2 separate regions of the Mus musculus genome follow, and region 2 is linked to region 1. Evidence: chromatin loops called from intact Hi-C (ENCODE). Cell type or tissue: heart. All regions are shown on one strand.

Evidence for each region. Hi-C counts contacts between places; a loop is a spot of excess contacts. Peaks named below come from ENCODE experiments on the same cell type or tissue, not always from the same donor. Only the 100,000 strongest peaks of a DNase experiment are listed, where the experiment ranks them.
Region 2: it touches region 1 in a loop (3-fold over the local background); 4 of 42 quality-filtered maps call a loop at or near these places.

Annotation. Positions count from the first base shown.
Region 1 is chr9:61,442,196-61,450,195 of GRCm38, reverse strand. Gm34322 (a long non-coding RNA gene) reads right to left here and starts at 7,505. Exons shown (of 3, transcript XR_379516.1): 1 at 7,473-7,505; 2 at 2,719-2,971. In heart, no CTCF peak of the experiment used is centred here; DNase peaks (open chromatin) are centred at 4,055, 4,405, 6,765, 7,055 and 1 weaker place; H3K27ac peaks cover 755 bases; H3K27me3 peaks cover 5,034 bases.
Region 2 is chr9:61,686,576-61,694,575 of GRCm38, reverse strand. No RefSeq gene overlaps it. Among named protein-coding and RNA genes, the nearest start is that of Gm34770, 29 kb to the right of the region's middle. In heart, no CTCF peak of the experiment used is centred here; DNase peaks (open chromatin) are centred at 4,405 and 4,869; H3K27me3 peaks cover 4,704 bases.

The DNA of each region.
Region 1 (8,000 bases):
ATCCTTCTGTCCATCCTCCCTGGTCCGAGCAAACCACCATACCTGAGTGTTTCTCAAAGAAAATGAAATTGGTCTGTCTCTCCACTGTATTTTAAAGTAGCCATTTTAAAGGTTTACCCACTGTCAGATCCACACCTCCCAGGGTTGTCATTCTTGTGGTAGCCCTCAAGCCCCACCTTCTCAAGCCTTGATGCTCCATGCACGCTCGCCTGCCTTCTATCCAGCCAGTTCTCAGCTTCTGTCGCTATCCCTTAAGTGGTCGAGTGTTTCAGGCTTTGCTCTCTTTAGTCCATAACTGTGACACTGTGACAAGTCCCATCACTCTTTCCAATCAGTCTCCTGTCCCAGCCTCAGTTGCTGCTCAGCACACACACACACACACACACACACACACACACACACACACACACACACGCACCGCTGTTGCAGCCCATCTACTCTGAGGCTTTTCCTCCTGGCCTCCCTGGGGCTGGTATGTTTCACTTCCCTAGTTCTGCTGAGAACTCTAAAAGGTAGCACCTTGCCGCAGGCACTGCAGAGCCCTGCCACCCCACCCCTGCCCTCACCACACCTGACCAGGGAGCACACCAAGACATCTGTGGCTTGCTCTGCCAGGCCTTCATCGATAGGGTGGCTGGCCCTGTGCTTTCCAGCCCAGTGGGGCTGGCTCTGTTCTCAGGTTGAGAAATGTTCAAGGGCCTGATTTGCCGGTCTGAGAACTAGGTGTGGTACTGGATGTCAGTGGCTAATTATGCTTAACCATTATTAATAGGTCTGCACTAATTATCTCTTGCACATAGGCAAGATTTTTACAGATGAGGTAGAAGGGCATGGGGAGGGGTGAATCTGCCTAAGGCTGCCAGATGAGTGGGTGGACAGACTGAAGCTGGCATTGAGGCATCTGGGGTGCTTAGTGGGGATTCCTCTGGGGGTGAGGAGGACATGAGTGGGTGGCATTGGGTGGCTGAGCTGGGACTGGGCCTGGGAGAGCAGTCTTCCTAGGTTGCTAGATCTTCAGACTGGCCTCTCCCTTCCCCCTCCAGGAACGCAATCTACTGAAACCTCTTATTAAAAGTATTCTGGAGGTGATAAAAGTGTCAGCAAAGATTTGCTCATTTTCTAAACTGTCATTAAAACAAAATTTATAGTCCCGGGAAATCTCAGCAGTGGAGGACAGAGGTGGGCTGGGAGAGAGAGGATGATTTAAAATCTCTCCCCTAATAAATTAAAAGAAGCTCACTTAGAAGAGAGGGCTTAAAAAGGAAATTGCTAGAAAGTCATTGCTTTCTCTGCTCCTGGTGGCCAGTGTCTTTGCAGGCTGCCAACCATGCTTCAAACTCTCTTACTCCCCCATCCCATCCTCCTGCCCTCCTGATCAATTTCTGAAGCCAAATGCCCCCACCCACCGCAGCTTGCTCAACAGATTTTGGCCAAGACCAGTCCCTTGGGCTCTGGCATTTGAATCTCAAGTGGCCTGCTTCTCATGCCCACCGCCCTATAAGAATCTGGCCCCAAAGTAGATATATCTAGTTTGGAGAGGGAACTTCCACTGAGGAATTGTCTCCTTCAGATTGGCCTGTAGGTAAATCCGTGGGACATTTTATCATTAATGTTTGATGTGGGGGAGTCCAGACCACTATGGGTGGAGCTGCCCCTGGGAAGATGGTCTTGGGGTATTATAAGAAATCAGGCTGAGTAAGCCACAGGGAGCAAGCCAGTAAGTGGTGTCTGCATCAGCTCTTACTCCAGGTTCCTGCCTCAAGCTCCTACCCTGGCTTTCCTCAAGACTGTGACCAGTCCGACGTAGGCGAGTTGCTTTTGGTGTGTGTCACAGAGCTAGAAGGCACACTGGGGCAGCCGTAGATAGAGTCCTGTCTCCAGTTAGTACTTGATTCATTATCCATATGAGGCCCCCACATGGGGTGGTGGGGTTCTTCCTATGGAATTTCTAGTAGAGGCAATATTGGCAGATCTATTAGGGTGACAGCCTGGGTTCTGGCAGCCCTACGAAGGTAGGCTCTACAATAATCCAAATGGGCAAGGAATGGTCAGAAGCAGAAATAGGGATCGATTCACTTGAGAAGAAGAACAAGAGGGCATGGTGACCTTCTACCAGCACCATGACTATCTTAAGGGTCTTGAGAGAGGGCTCAGGTTTAAATAAAGGGCAGGGGCTGTGCATAGCTCATAGACCAAAGTATGGTCCCTTCCTTGTACTGGTCCTCCTCTCTCTTGCAGGGTGGTCTGACAAATTATTAGAATTCTGTGAGATCACTTTCTGGGAAACAAGCTGTGTCTTTCTGGCACCAGGGACCCAATGTTCTTTTTCTTCTCCCAGCATGAGAGTCCCAGGGAAATTCCAGTGTCTTGAGTTCCATTGTTTAACAGTCTGACAGTCAAAGGGAGGGAGCACATGTGTTTCTTCAGAATCTACATTCCTGCAAGGATGGTTACAAAAGCGAGGTGAAGAAGCCAAGGAGTCCAAGTCCTCATTTCATTCTTGGGGACATGGCGGCATTCACCCAAGGCCACACGGGACAACGACCAGCACCCTGCCTTGCCTAACTGAGTGCTCAGGAGATGTGACTGTGAGTCTTCACCACGCACCGGCTATGTGATCCCAGCAAGTCTCTGGGCCCCATGTCTGGTACCTTTGGGTCACCTGAGCCATTCTGTCAGCCTAGACTCTGTTGGTGCCATGCTTAGACACCTACTCACCTGTCATCCCCCCACTGCTGCCTCTGTCACTGAAGCCATTGGGGACAGCATTATGGCTGGGAGCTGGCAGAGCTGTTGTCCCTTCCTGATCCATTTTATCTGCTCCAGCCTAGGGTGCAACACATGGATCCAGTATGGGACTTTTGGGGCAGTCTTTGATCCTCTGGTCAGAGGATGAGATGGCGTTCCATCATCCATTGGAAGAGACCAAGGGTCACACTTTGTCTCAGAAGATCAGTCCAGCAGGAAGTCTCTGGGGAAAGGAAGAGGGTGTGTCTGGCTGAGGTAAGGACAAGGATGTGGGGTGCTTAGCAGATGCCCAGCCACTGAGAAGGAGAAGTGAGAAAACAGATGGGGCCAGGTTAGGGGTTCTCAGATCCCAGGCAGGTCAGTAAGGTGCAATGTGCACCCAACTGCTCTGCTGGGATCCTGGGGAGACTTTAGAATAAGGGTTGGTATAAGGATGGGGCTGATTCAGGTCAGGCCTGAGCGGCTTGCCTGTCCCTTTCTTGCTCTGTTCATTGCTTTCCAGACTGAAAGCCAAGTTGGCCTAATTAAGGACGACGGTGGGCTGACACCAAGGTAATATACCTCACAGGAATCTAGGCAGCACGTTTCAGAACCTTATGAGAGCCTCCCACGAACACGCCAGACGGCCTGGGCTATGAGGGGAGAGGAGCAGGGTGCTTACTTGCTTAAATTTTAGGACACAAAAATCTAAGTCACTGTTAGTGACAGCAGGATGATGGGACCCCTGTGGGCTTCAGGGAGAAAAAAAGGAGAGCCTGGGACAGGTTTTACAGGCACATAAGGCTGAGGGAGATAGCAGGCCAGGAGGAGGCAACTCTAGAGCATGAAGCCCCAGCCACTGTAGACTGACATGGGACAGCTCTTCCTGAGCTCTGGGAAGGGATGGGGATTAAATCACTAAGAGGTTTGAGGAATGAAAACCCCACCTTCTCAGAACTCCCCCAGCCTGTTGGGGGTGGGTTATCAATCTCTGCCTGGCAGCCTCCATGGAAGGGAAGGGATGGTACCCTGGTCACCAGCTTGAGACCTCTGTGGCTAACCTTGGTACTCCTGTGCTCCTCCCTCCCTCTCTTCCTCCTCCTCCCTCTTCCTCCTCCTCTTCTTTCTCTTCCTCCTCTCTGTTACTCTTTTCTATGAAACACTGCCACATTTACTGTCTGTGGCTCTTTCTTGGGCTGTTTGGGTTTTTTTCCTGGTGGCAGGCCTAGTGTTTTTCTGTTCCTTACCCGCCCCTCCCCCAGCACAGCCTACCCCGACCCTGTTCCTTTGTGAGTGTCAGTCTCTGCCCCTCCCTTTGTCCCAAGAATAGCTGTCAGAGGTTGGGATTCCAAGCCAGAGCTGCTCCTGGGAGCACCAGGCAGGCCTCCTGGAGGCTTCTGCCAAAGGGAGATCAGCTCCCCCACTTTAATCCCAGGGTGATCTAACTGTGGCTCCTTTGACCCCCACCCCCACCCCTCTGTCTGTCTTTGATCTCTATCTCCCTTTGAACCATCTTGTTGAAGCAGCCTATTGACTTCAGATGTTCTCATACACCCCAGGCAGCTGGAAGGGGCAGGGAACAGCAAGCCAGGAGGCAGGCTGATACCCTAGAGACCACATAACTAGCTCCTACTGGGCTGAGCCAGAGGCTGCCAGTAACATGGATTGCTGGGTCACGTGGGGAGGAGGGTTGTCGTAGGGGACTTGAGCTGAAGAGCCCAAACTTCTAGCTCCCACCCAGCTTGCAGCGATTGCCTGGTGCCAGGGACAGATCTCATTTTCTCCTGTGGACATTCTGTTCTCTTAGCTTGCAGAGATGCTCCTGAGTCTGGGGCTGGATGCAATAATGTGTGAGAAATGGATGCTCAAGGAACTTCTTGGTGTACGTCAAGGGCTTAAAACCATTCTGCTTCCTCTTCATCTCCCTCACCTCTCTCTGTGACTCACTGAAGTCCAGGCTCAAAGGGCATTCCTGTGATGATGGGGGGTGGGGGGGGTGGGGGGGGGTGGGGGGGACTTTAGTTACTGTGTCAGCCTAATAGATGGGCAGATCACTGCATGGATGGGTTCAATGAAGTACACTCCCTGCTGTTGGCCCTGCCCACCCCCAGGGAGCACACAGGAGGCTGTTCCTACATGCTGTACCTCCTGATAGCTCAGATATCCAATCCCAAGGAGGGTCACGGAGGACCAGGAAAATACTAACAGCATGCACAGAAATGAGATGAGCCATGAAGTTATCTTCTCAGTCCATGCCTTAGTTAACCTCTGTGGAACTTCGCCTCAGGCCAACCATGCATGCTTCACACAGGAAACTAGGTTAGCAGAGAGGTCACAGGTGAGAGGCCACACCAACTCAAGGCCAGACCTGAGGCTCTACCTGGTTGTCCGACTTCCAGGCTAGCCCACTGTATGTACACCAGGAGATTTCACACATAGTCCTCTAAATAGCTTTCCTCTGAGGGCCTGAGACATTTCCCCTTGCCCAGTGTCTGAATGGAGGGGGTAAACATTGCTCAGCTTTCTCAAAAGTCACAGAGGTGTTTTGACTCATGGTGGCACAACCCTGATCTTTATAAGGGCAACTGAGGCCAAGGGACTATGGTGACTGGACAAGCTGGAGAGAGGCCTCCTAGGTTCTGCTGCTGCTGCTTCTGCTGCTGCTGACAGTGGCTCTGGGACTCACTGTTAGGGCTCCTTGGTGGGTGGAGAAGTGGGAGCATTGAACTTCGCTGCCAGCTTGACTCTTCCAGAGGCTTTCACCAATACTGATGGCTGGAGTCAGCCTACAAGATGATGGCTCTGGGGTGTGGCCAAGCATAGGGGACATTTAAAGCTCCCAGAAGCTCCGATGTTTGGCGAACACTGAGGTCAGTTCTGGGGTGTCCAACTTATGATAACGTATGAAGCAGGTGTAATGCAGGAAGTGCTGTCTATGCATGGCATACGCTGGGCTAAAAAAGGCTGCGGATACTTTATCTTTTAATTGCATTGATTGATTGGTTGATTGATCGAGAGCATGCACAACCCAGGGCATGCATGTCAAGGTCAGAGAGGACAATTTGTAGGAGTTGGTTTCTTCCTCCACTCTATGGGTCCCAGATCATCAGTCTTTAGTGACAAGTACCATTACACACTGAGCAATCTTGCCTGCCCAGTCTCCTCACTTTAGACAGAGGACTGAGAGAGTAAATGACTTATGTTACATTCCAAGGTCCAACGCCAGTCCCAACCTCGCCAGCTCTGTCTATACCTCAAAATCTAAGACTGAAAAGGGGACACAGAGACTGGCATGTGGGACTCTGAGTCTTGTGCAGTGGACATGAGTTCTTGCTTTGTTTCCTTACCTGCTGCAAAAGGCTAGGTTCAGCTGGCTTTGCCCTGGTTTGCAGCAGAAACAGGAAGGAACTCAGCTGTTTCCCAGTCACAGAGCCCTGCCAGGTCCTCCTTCTCAGCTACACCGTGCATGGAGGATGCACCTGGGTAAAGAGAGACCAGGTAGAACTCCCTTCCAAGAGCTCTTGATAGCCTTGAGATCCTGGGTGCAGATAAGCCCTGGCTTCCCCATGGGATGAGTGGCAGGTACTATCTTCCAACCTCCTCCACAGAGAAGCTGGAATTATTTGTACCCAGAAACGGTACATAAACCCCACCTTGCATGAGCTGAGGGATATCCCAGTACGCCCCCTTGACTAGCCTGCTAGGTCTTGTGCTCTCTATTCTATCTGGTCTTCTAAGTCAGATGATATTCCGTGACCCATCACCTTGGTCTTCATGACACTCTAGGCCTTGCCCCCGGACGACTCGATTCATCCTTGCAATGTGACCTGTAGTCACCCAGCTGGAGGAAGAGGAATGAGCTAGGAGGAAGAGGCCATGCGGAAACAGACACGGAATGCTGCAGAGGCAGGGTGCAGCTGGCTGCCCTGAGGCCTCCTGGGCCACAGGACTTGAGTGACTATGGGAACCTAGAAATGACCAGCTCAGGAGCAAGAAGGGCTATGAGCCCAAGGACAATTTAACTCACTACATCCTGGCCTTTCAGAAGGAGCCAAGCCCTGGAGCCTGACACATCTGACCCCATGCAGTGGATCTTACACATCTCCTCACCCTCCTAAACACAATGACGGTGACACATGGAAGCTGGAGATAAGAACAGTTGCTTTGTGGAGTCATTTAAGGATTAAAATCACAAATATTAAAGCCAAGCAGCTGTTATTATTTACAGCTTCGCTGAGGCCTTCCCACAAGCTCACTCCCTCCCAGCATCCCCCTGTGTTGGTTCATCCTCCAGGCTCTCTCCAGGGGAGAGGAGGGGCAGAGTCAGCTGACTTAGGCTCTAACTCTCCCTCTCACTGGCTGGAGGACCATGGGGAATGGGGCGTGGGAGAGGATTGGAAATATTACCAGCTCACACTTGCCCAGCACTTACTGAGGGGGAGGGGCAGAACCTGTGTAAGGGTCCCTGAAGGCTTCAAAAGCATCCTTCTTTCTTTCCTTCCTCCCTCCTCCTATACCCCTCCTCCCCCTTCTCCCCTTCCTCCTTGACATCTTCCTCCCCTCCTCCCCCTCCCCCCTCCTCTTTTGAGACAGGATAAAACTCATTAGCTCAAGCTAGCCTCTGCTCACCATGTAGTCCAAACCACATTGAATTTGCAGCAGTAATCCTCCTGCCTCCACTGTAATGCCTATAGCTGTGTATCACCGTGACTTGGCTTGAGGTAGATCCATTTATATTTACCTACCTGTCTTTATTTATTTATCTGCTTCTTTCTTTCTTTCTTCCTCCTCCTTTTTCTTCCTCATTTTTCTTCTCGAGGGAGGTTTACTTCAATCTCATTACACAGCCAAAGATGACTTTGAATTCCTGACCCTCATGCCTCCATTTCCTGAGTTCTGAGATTACAGGCACATGTCATTATGCCTGCCTCTGCTCTTTGACTTTCTCCTCCCTTCCCCTCCCCTGCCCTCCCCTTCACTTTCCTTCCCATCCCTTCTCTTTCCTTTCCCTTCTTCCCAATGGAAAAGATCATACAAGCTAGGCAAGTGCTCTACCCATGAGATACATCCTTAATCCTGTTCACAAGCTTCCTGTGAGGGACGCTCTCTCCTACGATCTTAAAGTGGTCCCTTCTTCTATACATGAGAAACCTGAGACTCAGAGAGCCTCAGCAGCACGACCAAGGGTCTGCTGGCTTGAGAAATATTGAGCTTTTAATCTGAGTGTAGGTGGCTGCTGCTCCACAGGGACAGGGCCCAAGCACAATCAAGGG
Region 2 (8,000 bases), 240 kb before region 1:
GTCAGGGACTAGGACAGATGGCACATCTGCCATACTGGTGCCACACTTGTACTCTGGAGCTGGGGAGGATCCAGTTCTCTCCATGTGGGAAGTACGGTAGTAGCTGCTCGCCTCCACACGGCCAAGCGAGTCACGGGTGTGCAAGCTTCGTTTATGTATATACAGGTGCATGTGTGGGTGGTTACAGCTGCTCGTGGAGGTCAGCGGTTGACCTCCGTTGTCATTCCTCAAGATGTGTCCACATTTTTTGCTTGACATTTTGTGGTCTGTCTTCCTTCCTTTTTTTCTCCCTCCCTCCCTCCCTTCCTTCTTCCTTCCTCTCGAGTAACTTTTACTGGCTTACTCATTTGCTTATTTTATGTATTTGCTTGTTTATTCTTATGCATGTCATGTGCTGCACCATCCACCTTATCCTGAGCTAGGATCTCTCCTTCCGCCGGATGCTTGAGTTTCAATTAGGCTAGCCGGCCAGCAACCTCTCAGGACTTACCTGTCTCCACTTTCCCTTGGCGCTTGGGTTACAGGCAGTCAAAGCCACACCCAGCTTTTTCTGTGGTTGCTGGGATCATCTCCTAAGTCTCTGCTGTTCCCAGCTCCCAGCAAGCTCTGGGACTGCAGGTGAGTGGCACCACTCAAGCTTTTTGTATTGGCATTGGAGTTCTTATGCTTGATGGCAAACTCATTACCAACTGAGCCATCTCCTCAGCCCGTATCCAAGCATCTGACATTGTGATGTAATGTTACATACAAATGTGTCGGGCTGCAGGTTAGACCTGCCAGTGGGAAGATCTACTGCTCCGCACTAGAACAAAGGAAAGAGCTTTTTGTTTGCCTGTTTTTTCCCTTTGTTTTTGTTTAGTATGGTTGAGACAGAGTCTCATAATGTAGCTCTGGCTGGCCTGAAACTTGCTATGTAGACCAGGCTAGCCTGGAACTCAGAGCAGTCCTTCTGCTTCTGCTTCTGTGGTGCCGGGATTAAAGGCATGCATCACCACACCCAGCAAAAGATCTGTTTTTAAACCCTGGGATGCTGGTGACAGGACAAATTTAGGCAAGTCACGGGAGCACCTTGAATATACCCTTCCCTGTAGGATGGGATAATAGTAACTAATTTCCCAGCCCAGTCGGGAGGATGGAGAGTAATGACCGTAGGTGTGTTTGGGAGAGGCTCACTTTCTGTGCAAGTTGTCCACACAGCCCCCCTCCCAGCTTCCCTAGGGCCACCTGAGTGTGTCTGGCAGAAGCCAGCCTGACTGGATATTCACATGGTTCACTCCAAGGAAAGCAAAACTTGAAGAGAACCTATGGTTGCTGAAGGCCAGGAGGCTGAAGGTGCAACAGGGGAGCCGAGCCTCAGCTTTTGGTCCAGGGAGTAATCCTGGAGATGGTTCCACCCTGGGTAGCCAGCTACCTTCTGCCACAGTCTTTTATGCTTTCTCTAACCTCTTAAAGATCTTACCTGATACCCAGGGGATCAGCAAAATCTGCACACTGCCTGGCCAGTGAAGCTAAGTGCGATTTGAGGCTCTTAGGTTCACTGTACGATTGAGGCCATGTCACTTTTACATCCATTTCCCCCTCTTCTCTGCCAGACTGCTGCTGAACCCTCCCACTTGGTCTTCTGGTTCCCATGATCCCCTATGGACACTGTTCTCCTGGCAGCCAGGGAGTCTTTTTAAGATCTCAGTTAGGGGCCAGTGGAATGCCCAGTGGGAAGGGTGCCTGCCATTAGGCCTGAGATCCTGGTCTTGATCCTGGCCATACACACGGTGTAAGGAGAGAATTGGCTTTCTCAAGTTGTCCTCTGACTTCCACATTTATGCTGTGGCATCTACATATACATATGCATGTGTGCTTGCATGTACACACACACACACACACACACACACACACACAACATAAGAGTAAAGATACAAGATACAAATCACGGTCGTACCATTGCTTTGGACTAGCTTCTCATTCTTATGGAATAAAATCCTGTCTGGTCTATAGGGAAAGCCGGGATGCCTGCTGATTCCCTAAGGATAAAATTCACATTTCCTTCCTTAGTTACAAAGGCTGGTTGTCTGCTTCTCATCTTGCCCCACACTTCCTACCTGTACTTGCCTTGTGAGGCAGAAAAATCACCTTGTGTTCTTTCCCTCTCTGAAGTTCTTGGTTTGCACATAGTCACAGTCTCTTTCCAAGCCCCTCTGTGGACTCAAGACTGTGTATCTGAGCTCAGATCGACCCTGGGTGCTGTGTCCATGGGGTGATCTTCATTGTCCCAGGAGACTTTTCTCTTTGTTCTGACCAAATACATAAAGGACACAGTGGGCACTGCCAGGAGACTCTAGGGGGGTGTTGAGGGTGTTTTGTTTGGTAGGGGATTGGGTTTTATTTTTACTTTTAAATATTTTTGCATTTACATTGTATGCCTGCACGACAAGTGTGTGGAGGTCAGAGGACAGCTTCCAGGAATCAGCTTTCTCCTTCCAACATTCAGGTCCCAGGGATTGAACTCAGTCCATCAAGCTTTGTGGCAAACACCTAAGATGGCTGCTGAGTCATCTCATTGGCCAGAGCTTGGGTTTGGATTCCTGGGCAAAAAAATCCATCACCAATGATCTGGCAAGAAGCTCAATGAAGCTTTCCTGTTGTAACTCATACAGATTTGGGGCTGTTTGTTCTAACAGCAGGAGGAACTTGGCCTGACTTAGTCAGTGACTTAGATAACTGTTCTCTGTCCCCAGCTCTTTCTCCTATGCTCCTGGAGCATCGACAGAGATGCTTTTTCCCGGTAAGGCCTCACATGCTGACTCTCTCATAGCGTCTAGGCCTTCACTCCCAAGTCGCCATTAAGCAAATACTTTGTATTTGGTTTCTGGATGATTTTATTTTTTTTCAGATTTGATTTTATAATCTGTGTGCTTATGTATATATAGTTTGTTGTTCTGACTTCTAAGAAGTAAACTCCTGTGGGTGCAAATCAAGACCGAACCACCTTTCTGTATCCTGTCCAAAGTGTGGGACAAGGAACAGCCTCTATTCAGTGCTATCAGCTGATAGATTAAATGAATGAACAAGCATATTATGGCTGATTCAATTGAAGTTAAACATTAATTGGACACCAATTTGGTATAAGGTACTTCACGTACATTTAATTCATTCTCTAGATTATTATAACGGGTGTGTGTGTGTGTATGTAAGATATCACCTCAAGTAAGATATAAAGATTGATCAAGGGGTGTAGTCAGCAATAATAGTGCATTCTCTTCCCACACTGTGTCCTCCAATTGCTGTCTTATTCCTAAAATGTGCGTCTTAATATCTCCATTTTTTTTGAGACAAGGTTTTATTATGTAGTCCAAGCTGACCTTCAACTCTTCATCCTCCTGCCTCAGCCTCTGAAGTGCTAGGATTACAAGTATGTGCCACCACACCCAACACTTTATCTGCTTTTCATCAAGGAAGCACTCCTCCCAGAGAGAGACCAGGTCACATTCCCAAGATCACAGAGCTGATGAAGTTTCGGAGCTGGGAGAGGAAGAGAAAGGAACCCGGCTCCTCCTCTTGTTTCTCTTGATACTGTTCAAATTCAGTTGCTCCATCACAGAGCTCCATCCCCAGCCCCGCCCCCTTTTAACACTTTTAACAATGTTACTCTAAGTTGCCTTTGCCAGCCTTTGAACTCCTATATAGGCAGCAGGCACTTGAGTTTAAGATCCTGCTCCTTCTGCCTCCAAGTAGGTGAGTAGCTAGAATTATAGCTCTTGCCTTCAGGCTCAGTATCCCACCAGTCCATTAGTGTTCTTCCTCCTAAAGTCTACAGGCTCATTAGGCAGTCCAAGAAACGTCCTGACTGTGGAACACACAGAGACATGTTATTCCTTAGGCTCCTGCATCTGAGTTTGTAATAGGATTGTGTGTGTGTGTGTGTGTGTGTGTGTGTGTGTGATTGTGTTGGTGTGGTAGGTGCACACATGTACTCACGCATGTGAGGGACAGGGGACTACCTTGGTACATTCTTCAGGCATCTTCCTCTTGTTTAAGAGTGCCTCCTTGGCTTGGAACATCATCAAGTAGCTAATCTGGCTGGACAGGGAAGCGCCAGGAATCACCTGTCTCTGCCTCCCACCTCACCTTGGCTGAGATTACAAATTTGGACCACTGCTCATGGCTTTTAACATGAGTTGTGGGGATCCAAATTCACGTTTTCTGGGCGAGTATATGTATTGACTGAACCATCTTCTCAGCCCCTGTTCTCCCCACGGACACTGGGCAGGGCGCTGTGTTTCCTGAGCATGCAGCCCCAATAGTTTTTTGTGAGCCTTGCTGGCCTCCATCAGAGAATCTGGGGATGGCCAAAGCTGCTGAGAAGCAGTGTGCGAGCCACTTTGGCAGATGAAAATATGAGGCGGATCGTTCTGTCTGAGAGCTGGGCTTGCTGAGGAGTCTGAGTGGGTGCAGCTGGAGGCAAAGATGTCTGCTTGCAACTAGTAGTAAACTTTAATGGCTTTGAGTTCTGTGACTTGGCGGGCTGCGTGATGGTGCACAGAACTTATGAATTCTCTGGGGTGGGAGCTAATTAGGGTGCAATTTTTCAATTATGGAACACTGAGCAAGCCCTTCCCCACTCCCTCCCCCCCCCCCCAAACACACCATCCCACCCTGGATGTGCTCCATTTGTCTACTTTCCTTGATTTCTTAATCATTTCATGATCTGACAGCAATTATTTGTCATTTGAAAACGAAAATTGTCAGGGAGCCACTGTCTCCCCCCTTGGAAGGCCCCTGTCTTCCTAGGTGGCAAGTGGCAAGGCTTGCTTTGATCAATGGTTTTCATTCCTGCCCTTCCCCCCACTCCTGTCCTGAGTTGGGTTGGCAACAGGAAAACATTAGCTGGTGACGTGGGCCTGCTGGGATGGAAACCCGTTTGTAGGGAGGAATGGAAAAGAGCTCCAGTTGAAAGGAGTCCCACCCAGGGCTCCAGGCCCACCCACGTCACCCAGGTCGAGAGTGTGGAATGTTTTGTCTAGAGAACTTTTGGTCATTCTCTGAGATGATAAACCAGCTTGATACTAACCATGACAAACAGAAATGGGGCAAAAACAGAGCCAGGAAAAAGGAGCAAGTCACTAGGAATGGGAAATCTTAAATGACTTTGTTTAAATGTCATGCTAGTCTCAAAACCCTGTTCTCATATAGATGGGAGTTAATTAAATGGAAAAATGTCAAATTAGTTGCTTAAAATATTAATGGCATGACTTACCCCAGATTCGAGAGCGGGCAGAGGAGAGGAGGCTGACCTTTCGGCCTGGAGCTTTCTGCTTGGGGTCTTCTTCAGAATCCATAGATCTTGCTTCCACAAGATGACCCTTGAGGCTGATGGCTTTGTGGACTGGAATTTCAGTTGGCATTGGTGGCTTTTTACTTTTGTGGCATCTACTTTGTCCCCAAAGAGGCCCAGTAGCCATCTAGATGTTTATTCTAGAGTCTGGGTGATTCAGCACTGCTTTTCTTGTGGTGTATGTGTGTGTGTGCATGCGTGTATGTTTGTGTGTGTGTGTGTGTCTCTATGTGTGCTTGTATGTGGGTATATGTGTGTGTTTGTGTTTTTCTGTGTCTGTGTGTATGTTTGTGTGTCTGTGTTTGTATGTCTGTGTGTGTTTGTATGTGTCTGTGTGTATATGTATGTGTATGTCTGTGCCTGTGTGTGTATGTGTTTGTGCCTGTGTGTGTGTGTGTGTCTATATGTGTGTGTATGTCTATACCTGTATGTGTGTGTCTGTGTATGTATCTATGTGTGTGTGTATGTCTGTGCCTGTGTGTATCTCTGTGTGTGTTTGTGTGTGAATGTCTATGGCTGTGTGTGTCTGTGTGTATGTGTATGTCTATGCTTGTGTGTCTGTATATATGTATGTGTGTGTTTGTCTGTGTCTCTGTGTGTATGTATATGTCTGTGTGTCTGTGTCTCTGTATGTGTGTGTGTGTATGTCTGTGTCTCTGTGTGTATGTATATTTCTGTGTCTCTGTGTCTGTGTCTCTGTGTGTGTGTGTATGTCTCTGTGTGTGTGTATATGTCTGTGTGTGTATGTCTGTGTGTGTGTGTGTGCCAAAGGACAGCCTCTAATGTATTTTCTCCTTTCTCAAGTACAGCTCACCTTTTCTTTTTTCTTTGAGAGGGTGAGTCCTTTATTGGTCTGGAGCTGGTATATTTGGCTAGTAAGATCCAGGAATCTGCTTGTCTCCATCTCACCAAAACAAACTATAAATCTGTTCTCCCAAGCCCTGCTTTCCAAATGTGTGTTGGGAATCCAGCTCAGGGTCTCTTGCTCAGCATCACCCTGACTGAGCTACCCTGCCCCGCCCCAGCTCTCACTTTTGGTTTTTGAGGGGTGTTTTGGTTTGAAGAGACCATTAAACTGTAAAAATGGGAAGATGGTTTTAAAGGAGATGTGTCTGTGTTTGTGTCAAGAGTTACTCAGGAACCTGCCCCCCCACAGCCTGTGTTATTTGAGCAAAATGTTGAGAAAATCAAGAGCCACTCAAGGTTTTCAGGTCTGGTAGAGACTAGCCTCAGAGCTCATGATGTGGCCTCGTGGTAGACTGTGGGACAGGCAAAGGCCCAAGGAAACAAGGAATATCTCCAAAGCCACAGAACGATTGCTAGCGGAATGAAGCTAGTTTATTTAGGCCACACATTTCCTGCCTGCCACCTTCAAGGGCTTGAAATGTCCAGGGAGGGCACAACAAGCGCAGGAGTATGCCAAGCTCTGCAGAAGGAAGGACAGTAGGGGAATATACGCTGTGAGCAGCAGAAGACCCCACCTCCCCGAGCCATAGCCCTCCCTTGCCATCTGCCATGCATGGGGCAGTGGTTAAGTCTTATTTTCTCCCCACTCTAGCAAAGGCAGACAGGCGAGTTAGGAAGGACAACGCTGTTCAGTGAGAAGCGGGTCTAGGGCTGGGCAGAGAGTCAGTAAGGTGTCTGTGCAAGCGTGAGGACCTGAGTTCGGAGCACCAGCACCAGCATACAAACCCAGCCACAGCAGCACACACTTTCTATCCTAGCACTGGAGAAGCTGTGACGGGAAGATCCCTGGGGCTCACTAGCCAGCCAGCCTAGCTCAACTGGTGAGCCCCACATCCCAGTGAGAGCTCTTGTCTCAAACACAAGGGGGGTGTCTCCTGAGGAATGACACTGGAGTTGCTGGTCTAGCGTCTAGACTCCAGGCAGACACTGTCGATACAGCCTAAGTTACCAACATACGTGTCAATCAGGCAGTTCAGCCAGACACAGGAATTACCCACTTCACTCATTCGGCAAGTTGGCGATCCTCAAGTAAAGCAGGTAGCTAAACTGAATCTAGGGAGGCATATAATCCTGCCTCTGGTAATGAGGGGAATATCTCTTCATCAATAATAGCATCTGGGAATAGAAACATCAGACAAGAGGGATGGGCCTAACTTCTAAATGCAGTGTCCACAGGAGGAAGAAGATATTCCAAGATGTGTGTGGGGAAAACATATTTTAAGAAACCCTATTACATGTAAGCTGTTTTTGGGACCAGCCAGTGTTGGGAGGCTGAATCGTGCCCCACAACCCCCGGCATATCCAAGTCTCAGGGCAGAACCTACAACTGTTAGTCTGTACAGCAAAGGGAATCTGTGGGTGTGGTTAAGCGTTATGGGATGGGTAGATCGCCCTGAGTTACGCAGTTGTCTCAGTGTAGTCACGAGAGGCCTTAAAATATTTTACACGAAAAGAGGAGTTATGTGTGTCACATCAGTCACCATCCAAGCGGTGTGGCCTTATTACAAGGGGAGGCAGAAAGCCTAGCTTTTTCATGTGGGTTCTGGAGACCAAACTCAAGAACTCGTGCTTGTAAGACATGTGCTTTACTGACAGAGTCATCTTCCTAGCCCTGACATCTCTGGGATTTATGGCCCTGAGGCTTCTTCATGTGTCCATAGGTGACACTATGACACCATGGGTGGAAGGGCCAAAGTGAGAAGCA